Linked DNA regions of Homo sapiens: all the other regions are linked to region 1. The links are chromatin contacts, found by Hi-C or POLR2A ChIA-PET in ENCODE. All regions are on one chromosome and are shown on one strand. Each heading gives the region's core, a stretch centred on a gene start or an enhancer-like site at or near the end of the contact. The rest is flanking DNA. Distances are from core to core; before and after follow the strand shown.

Region 1 (2,904 bases), core at 342-2,841:
TATTCATGCAATGAGTTTTACTGCAGCAGGTGATGTTTTCTTTTTAAAACCTGGTGTATCAATCTGAGGATCTAAAGATCCTCTACACCAACAAAAAAATTATGTTTATTAAACTGACACTAAACAAAATTTTCTCTCCCAAGCTAGATTTATTCGCATTATTAAAACTTCTCACTTACAATGTTGGAGGAAAAAAATCTGGTCGGAGAGAAGATGGGGCGGGGAGTGGAGGGGGCCGGTTTCTCGCAGCCGCGCCCCTCCCCCATCAAAGAATTGAGGAAGGCTCGGGAGCGCAGCGGACTGGGAGGAAGACAATAGGGTACGGTTACCCCGCCAGCGGTGGGGAAGCGCGTTCCACACTCAGGCTGCACTCCCAGGTGAGCCCGGACTTTCGATGTCTGGGGACGGAGGACGCAGCGCGCCCAACTTTGGGGGAGAAGCCCCAGTGACAGTCCTCGATTAACCCCAATCGAAGGCGCTGGAGAGCCGTCACTCCCATCCTCCAAACCCGAACTGACCCAAACAAACGTACCTTCTTCGCCCCCGCCCCCGCTAGGGTCTCCCAGGCCCAGCCCCCGGTCTCTCTCGCCGGCGCGGTGCATCCATACACCCTCGAGGCAGCGCTGCGCGGCCCCGGGTACCCGCACCCGGGGCGAGGTTCCCCGGATGGAGGATCTAGGGAGACCGCGCTGGTAGCGGCGACCCGAACAAAGCCTGGCGGGGACTCGGGACAGAATCGTCCCACCATGCTGCCTCCCCAGAACTAGCCAATCTGGGCTAAAATAACATGGGGATCCTAAGATGACAAGCGATGGACGTGAAAGGTTGCCTCGCAGAGAGCGCAGCGTCAGGAGAGGGTCCCCGCCTCGGCTTCAGCCCGGAACCGGGGTTTGTTTAAAAAGGGCCAGATAGCCGTAGCTTCTCCGGGATACCCAATCCAACTCCGAGGGTGGAGGATGGGCGTGAGCCGCCCTCCCCGAAAGGGACCGTCGCCTCTCTTTGTGTAGAGCGCGGGGAGCGCGAAGACATTCCTAGGGGAAAGCGAGTCCTCAGGGACCCAGGGACAACGTCCCCAGGGAGCCCGAGCTCTCCAGGCGCTAATCCCTGCAGGCACCTCGGGCCTCTGGGTGAAAGTGGGAAGTAGTCACCTGGCTGCCTGGGAAGGGACAGCGTGGAACCTGGGGTGGGGCAGGGTCCTCTCAGCCCGCACGCGGAGCTGCATTGTTCCCAGGGCCGTGGGAGGAGGGGGGGCAGCACGCAAGGGAATGGAAAAATGGGGTCCACATGGCCCTCTCCCCTGGTCAGCTAAGCAAGATTCTCTCCCGGTCCCTGTCCGTGGCCCGAGGCAGGAGCGCAGGACGGTCCCCCGGGACCGGGTCCATCTCCCCTGCCCCCACCCCGGGAACGGCCCTCGAGCCCCGCCGGGCGCCAGGGCCTCACCTGCGTGGGTAGGAGCAGTGCCAGCAGCAGCAGCCCCAGCCCGAGCCTGGCCACCATTGCTCTGCCCATGTCCCCTCCGTCGGTGCGCGGCGCGTCTAGCAGGATGCTGGGTGCTTGGAGAACCGCTGGCTCCGGGCGGGCGCAGGCAAGGTGGGGAGCGCGGCGAGCCGGCGAGACCTTATATACCAGGAAAGCCACAATAGCCGTGACGTGGCGCCGCCCGCCCACCCCGGCTCCCCTCCGCCGCCGCCCGCCGCCTCCCCGCCTTCCCCGCCCCGCTCCGGGTTCCCCAGCGCCCCCGCCGCCGCCGCCACTGCCACCGCCGCTCCGGCCCTCGCGGGCCGGGAGCCCCCCGGGCGGGCGCCGCTGCAGGTGGGCGGGCGCCGCCGGCTGCTGGTACCCGGCTGGTATCCCCGCGCCGGCTGCGGGCTGCGGGCAGGCTGGCACAGGCGCCCAGCGCCTCCGGCACAGGACCCGGGGCACACACGCGAGCCACACACGCCGCGCTGGGGGCCGGGCCCAAGTTTCCTTTGTTTCCCGGGACCTGCCATCTTACCCCCCAAAAGAAAAGTCCGCGCCTCCGCTGCGGCGGGGTAGCCGCCTGTCCTGGAGCAAGTGCATTGCCACTCAGACTGCAAAATGCGCCCCGGGGACCCGAGAGGGGCTGCGAATTCCAGTGCGACCGCGTGGGGGGCGGGCGCCGGGACCCCTCGGGCAGGGTTATCTCTCGGCCCGCCGCAGAGGAAAGGGGAACGCGGCGGGCGTGGCGCGGACGCGGGCCGGACGCTCACCCTGGCCGACGGGACCCGGGCGCCGCCTAGCGCGAACCCTTCCCGGCTGGTCGGCGCTCCTCGCAGGCGGTGTCCGGGTCCGGAGCGATCTGCGCGCTCGGCCCCGCGGCCGCGCCCTCCCCGAAGCCCTTGCTTTGTTCTGTGAGCGCCTCGTGTCAGCCAGGCGCAGTGAGCTCACGGGGGCGTCCCGGGTCCGCATCTTCCCAGGAGCTGGGGAGCCGCTCGCTGGGCGCAGACCCGCTGCCTGACGCTGCAAACTACAGGGTTTCGGTCCCCCGCGCTCCTGCCTGCGGCGGGCGAGGAGGAGACGGCCCACCCTGAGGGGACCCCCTCCGCGGCCCTGAAGCCCCCACCGCCCTCCCCGAGCGGCTCTGCTCCCAGGTTCTACTCGGGGGCAGGAACCTCCCCTCCTGGCGGTCCCACTACAATTCACCGTCCCTCTCGAATTCCTGGGGATACACTTTTTCGGTCTCTGTTGCCCGTCATTCGTTTAAAGAGCAGAACCGTTCGAGATAAAGGCATTTACTTATCCGTAGTTGCCATTAGGCAATTTAATGAACCGGCACAAAGAGGAGATTCGTCATCACTCTTTAGATTTTGGTGGAATACTTTTTTCCTATCCATCTTATTGTGAAAACTTTCAAGCATACAACAAAAGTTGAAGTAATTTTAC
Region 2 (2,700 bases), core at 25-2,524, 150 kb before region 1:
CCTGGGCAACATGGTGAAACCTCATCTCTACTAAAATACAAAAAATTAGCCAGGCGTGGCGGCATGCGCCTGTAGTTCCAGCTACTCAGGAGACTGAGGCAGGAGAATTGCTTGAACCCGGGAGGCCGAGGTTGCAGTGAGCAGAGATCACGCCACTCCACTCCAGCCTGGGTGACAGAGTGAGACGCCATCTCAAAAAAAAAAAAATTGTATAAAATTACCTACAAATAAAACTTCACCAAGAATTCAAAGAAAGCCATGAATCCCATCTCCTGACCCATCACATTTTTTTTTAACCTGTCAGATCTCCAAAGAGATTAGGTAACTCTGGAGGATTCCTTCCAAAACTGGTTGGGGTAAGGAGTCAAAAGTCAGGAGGAGCCTTCTAGGTGAGGGCTCGTGGGCATTGAGTCGGATGGAGTACAGTGTGGCTCCATAACTTAGCAGCTGTGTGACCATGGGCAGATGAGCTAACCTCTCTGAGCCCCGATTACCCCAGCTGTAAAACGGAGATAGTAGCCACCTCACAGTGTTGTGAGGTTTAAGTCAGCCAACGTGTGCAAAGTACCCAGAGTAAAATTCAAAGGTAGGCTTCTTTCTAGCCCACCTCACTAGGGCCTCATTTCTCCAAACTTAGTTTAGTCCAGACTTTTTTTTTTTTTTTTGAGACTGGGTCTCACTCTGTTGCCCAGGCTGGAGTGCAGTGGCACCATCACAGCTCACTGCAGCCTTGACCTCTCAGGCTCAGGTGATCCTCCTGTCTTAGCCTCCTGAGTAGCTGGGACCACAGACATGCATCGCCACTCTCAGCTAATTTTTAAAAATTGTTTGTAGAGATGGAGCCTCCTTCTGTTGTCCAGGCTGGTCCCGAACTCCTGGGCTCAAAAGATCTGCCCACCTGGTCTCCCAAAGTGCTAGGTTTCCAAGTGTGAGCCACCACGCACTTCCCCCTCATTATGTAGGGGAAGAGTAGTTCTGGGGGTCAGTTCAGCAGTAGTCCAGAACTTTAGAGATGCTTCCTCTCCCCCAGTTATAATGCTGCCAACTTGCAGTGGAAACTGCGATGCTGAAGGTAGGTAAGAGCAAGAGGCTGAGGGAGCCTAGCTGGGCTCCCGCTGCCCCTACCCACTACATGCCTTTGTGATAGGCAGGGGCCGAGCCCTTCTGTGAACCCTGCAGGATGCTTTTCTTAAACTCTACTTCTTGTCCAGGCTGCCAAGCAGAACCTCTCAAGAGTCTCAGGCCCAAAGTCCCGTTTCCAAGTGGCCTCTGCTCTAAAGCCAGCTCCCACAAATCCCGTCAGCGCTGCTCAGCCAGGTGATCACATACCTGCCTCCAAAGCCAGGAAATGAGGCGCCTGGGTGAAACACATTCCAAGATTGAATGGCTATTTACAGTCAAACACAAGCACGGCAGCCCAGGTAGGTAGGCTGGCGAAGTGAGGGGTGGGGCTGGAGGGGGAGAGGAGACACCAGGCGATAGCATTTCACTGGGACACAGACTGCTTTAAAAGAAAGGGCCCAGGTTTGGTGTCAAGAGCCCAGGTCTGTGTGCTTGGTTTTGTCACAATCTATCAACTGTCTATTTCATTATCTGTAACAGGGTTTCTAAAAGTTTCTGAAAGTGTGGCCAACTGTCTATTTCATTATCTGTAACAGGGTTTCTAAAAGTTTCGGAAAGTGTGGTCCAAGGACCCCTGGAGGAAGATTGCAAGGTCAAAACTACTTTCATAAGAATACTACGATGTCATTTGTAATTTTTTTTTTTTTTTTTTTGAGACAGAGTCTTGCTCTGTCGCCCAGGCTAGAGTGCAGTGGTGCGATCTCGGCTCACTGCAACCTCCGCCTCCCAGGTTCAAGTGATTCTCCTGCCTCAGCCTCCTCAGTAGCTGGGATTACAGGTGCGTGCCACCATGCCTGGCTAATTTTTGTATTTTTAGTAGAGATGGGGTTTCACCATGTTGGTCAAACTGGTCTCGAACTCCTGACCTCAGGATCCGCCCGCCTCAGCCTCCCAAAGTGCTGGGATTACAGGCATGAGCCACCACACCTGGCCTGTTCTTTTAACTCTTAGTCTCTCACTAGTATCCAGTGGAGTTTTCCAGAGGCTCCATGCTGCTCTGATGTCATCGGTGCTCTGACAAATGATGGAATGTGTTTGTGTTTTCAAATTTTCTCAGCTTCAATTTCTAATATGGTAAAACTCAACCAATAGAACCTACATAAACTGAAGCTCTCTGGGGTCAGCAATAATTTTTAATAGCCAAAATGGGTCCTGGGACCAAGAGGCTGCTCTGATGAGGTCCTTAGCCCTTGGCCCCCAGCCTCCTGGAGGAGCAATGAACCTAGTAGAGGCCACATGGTTCCTCTGCTCCCTGCAAAAAGCCACCTATTGTAATCAGTGTTCCATTTCCTTCACCTTCTGAATGCTCCATGCCAAGAAAGCACAAGCCTGGAGAAGGGAGGCTGGGTTACACTCAGGGAACTGCTTTCTGAGTGGGGGAGAGAATGGCGGCCTAGTCAACTCATCCACCAGCAGCCAAGTGAAACACCACGTGAAGGCAGGAGGAGGGGTAAGGAGGTGCCTTGCCATTTATACATAAGCCACATGGTGAGTCAATCCCAGGCTCCTCACAAGCTCCTGGTTCTCTGGCAGTTGTGAATTTGGAGGGCAGGGCCTTGGGATGAGCCTCAATCCAAC
Region 3 (2,820 bases), core at 181-2,680, 230 kb before region 1:
GGGCATCATGGGCCTTTTTCATCACTTTTCAAAAGTCTGAGCTGTTTCTGTTGCTTCCATTTGTTCACCATGAAAAAATCTACTTAGGTGGTCACCCCAAGTGCTTTAACTCTCTTTATCTGGAGTCAACAGCAGAAGCTTGGCTAATTAACAAAATGATAAAAATCATAATGATAAATAATAAAAATGGCTTCTTATTGGTAAAATTAGTGATCAGTCAATTAACATGAAGCAAGTGAGAAATGGGCTTTTACTATTGAACCTAATGGTGTTCGAGACAAGTGGACTGGGGAAAGCATTAGGGACAGTCTCTACTCTTACGTAAGCTGGGTGTAAGATTTTGGCCAGCCCTTCACTTGTCACCTTTCTAAATGGCATAAGAAATATGATTCTGACCTTGTCCTGTGTTCAGCTGTGAATTCAGACAATTCAGTTACCTGGTGCAATTAAAATCTGGTCTTTAGAATACTGCCCTGTCACTCTTAAGAGGCCCTTTCATGTAGAGTGTGGACAAAGCACTGAAAAGTTCAGAGGGCTGGAAATTTGCCAAGCTTACAGAACCAGCTGCATGAACGATTTTGGATCTTCTTACTGATAAATATGTATGTGTGCCAGCATTTGGGCTGAGATCTGCTTTCATTATAATATTATAGGAAGTAGGGTTATGAGGAGATGAGGCTAATCAGATCCCACTACTTCTTGGCCAGGCTTGGGAACCTTAATGATGCAGAAAAGGGATTTCTATAGAGTCCAGGCAGCATTATTAATTTGTCCACTTCACAAATGTTTCTCACATAACTTCCATATGTCAGGCATGTGCTCCTGTGTACCACACTGAGGGTACAGTGTTGCATAGGGCAGATGTGCTCCCCTCCCTCAAACAGCTTACAGACCAGGAGACAAGTGATCAAGCAAGTAATTACGACCAGTGGTGAGTAATATGGCAGGGAAATGCAGAGAAGCGGGGACACAGAGCAAACAGAATACCCATGGGTGGGAGGTTGACATAGTGCCTCCTTTGTGCTGAAAAAACTCAAGTGCTAGAACTTATCCATACACCACTGGACAAATGCCTGAAGGCCACTGGTGGGCCTGACCCTATTACAGAATTTACAGCTCAAGGACATTTTGAAGTCCTATGGTCATCCTCTTCCCATCAGCTTGGGGTCACATGGACACCTGGTCCCCTCCTATTTTTATTCCAGAGGACACTGAGGTTCAAATACACATGCTGCGGTTGGCAGATTTTATCCCTAGAGACCAAAGTATGAAGAGGCTCCATGACTTGCCCAAGGGCATTTATTGAGTCAACAGTAGAAATGCGAAGAAAATTCTGTCACCTGATACTGGGGCCAGCTCCCCTTCCCTTGACACATCATCTAAAGGGGGAAATAATCTTCTGAAGTATCAAATAACTCTGGTATTTTGATGAGTGAGCAAGCTGGTAAGCAAATAATGAGAAAAGTGAGTGTTGAATTTCCCTTGACATAACCCTTTTGGAAAATGCAGCGGCAGATGCAAGAAGAATGTGACTTATATTATAATGAAAGCAAAAATATTTTCAAATAGATTCAGGGGGCTAATAAACAGAAGGTCTGGCTATGAGTGTCAGCCTAAAGGAGAGCAGAGAAAAAGATCCTAGAGTTCTCAGCCAGGCAAGATGACTGCTTACAATACACAGCTTTCATATAGGGAGTGAGTGTCCTTTTTCATCCTCTTAGTTACGTAAGGGAAAGGGAAAGGCATTCTTCAAACACAGATCACTTCAGAGTAGTCTCACTTGAGAAGCTAGTGACGTGTGCTGATAAAATGACGGGTGCTGGATTCTTGTTGAGATGAGGAAACAATGCCTTTGGGGGTAGAGGATCTGTGAATCACTCCCTCTGTGCCAAAGAAAGGGACTCAGGAGAAGCCTGGCCTGAGTGCTATGAGTCCACTGACCCCTCAGTCACACTAAATATCTATGAGAACCATGAAGGAATGGGCTTCTACATTTCAGATTGCGAATTCTGAAAAGAATGAAATTCCTTACAGAAGTTTATCTTTATTTTCTACTGGGTAGAATTTCTAGAAGCTTCTTTAAAAATTGTGGTTTCCTTGGCCTTAAAGAGTGATAATAACTTTTCCCTCAGCATAATTCTGCCCCACCCTAAAACAGCACTGTGTCTGGTGCTTCTTGTTTGTCCCAGTGGCAGCACCTAGGATTAGGTTTCTTCAGTCTTCCTGTAATAAAACAAAACAACATTGAAATGAGTTTCTATGATGGCTACCTTTATGTGTCAATTTGACTGGGCCAAGGGCTTGCCCAGACAGCTGGTAAAACATTATTTCTGGGTGTGTCATGAGGGTAGCTGCATAAAGAACACCTGCCCTCACCAATGTGGGTGAGCACCATCTAATCCATGGAGAACCCAAGTAGCGTCAAAAGGCAGAGTAAGGGTGAATGTGCTCCCTTCTTGAGCTGGGGCATCTATCTTCTGGCCTCAGACATCAGACCTATGTATATACATCAGGCCTATGTGTGTACCTCTCTATATATCCTATATATTGATATAAGATATATATCTATATAGATCTATAGATCAATAGGACAGATCTATATATAGGATATATACATCTATATATCCTATTCCTAGATATAGGATCCAATATATAGATCTATATATCCTATTGCTTCTGTTTCTCTTGAGGGCACTAATACAGCTTCTTTAGGATCTTTCCGTTTAAAAGAGAAAAGGAGGATGGCAAGGAAAAGATTTTCCTTTGACATTTAGTTCACTTGGAGGACTGTATTTACTGAAACATTTCTATGGGCTTCAT

What was found. Hi-C counts contacts between places; a loop is a spot of excess contacts on that map. ChIA-PET counts read pairs that join two places held with the same protein, here RNA polymerase II (POLR2A). Pooled maps may share reads with other maps.
Region 2: a loop to region 1 is called in a map of K562, with 3 times the contacts of the local background. The contact joins the enhancer-like site here to the promoter of CD24 in region 1. A Hi-C loop is called at or near these places in 2 of 168 maps with a recorded cell type or tissue (K562 and right lobe of liver). POLR2A ChIA-PET finds 5 or more read pairs at or near these places in 3 of 52 experiments (H1, PC-9 and WTC11).
Region 3: a loop to region 1 is called in a map of PC-9, with 13 times the contacts of the local background. The contact joins the enhancer-like site here to the promoter of CD24 in region 1. A Hi-C loop is called at or near these places in 6 of 168 maps with a recorded cell type or tissue (Calu3, K562, PC-3 and 3 more) and 6 of 50 pooled maps. POLR2A ChIA-PET finds 5 or more read pairs at or near these places in 6 of 52 experiments (A549, H1, HEK293T and 2 more).

The regions. Positions count from the first base shown.
Region 1 is chr6:106,973,138-106,976,041 of GRCh38, forward strand. It overlaps CD24 (CD24 molecule), which reads right to left and starts at 1,592. Exons shown (of 2, transcript NM_001359084.1): 1 at 1,441-1,592. The coding sequence starts at 1,509. RefSeq lists silencers at 1,944-2,093, 2,134-2,353.
Region 2 is chr6:106,822,782-106,825,481 of GRCh38, forward strand. No RefSeq gene overlaps it. Among named protein-coding and RNA genes, the nearest start is that of LINC02532, 37 kb to the left of the region's middle. Within about 2 kb of position 1,275, at least 4 of the 41 ENCODE cell types and tissues checked have a DNase peak (open chromatin) inside an H3K27ac peak, as active enhancers do.
Region 3 is chr6:106,745,066-106,747,885 of GRCh38, forward strand. All of the region lies in intron 1 of LINC02532 (long intergenic non-protein coding RNA 2532), which reads right to left. Among named protein-coding and RNA genes, the nearest start is that of MIR587, 38 kb to the right of the region's middle. Within about 2 kb of position 1,431, at least 5 of the 41 ENCODE cell types and tissues checked have a DNase peak (open chromatin) inside an H3K27ac peak, as active enhancers do; they include PC-3, PC-9 and mammary epithelial cell, where a contact is called at or near this core.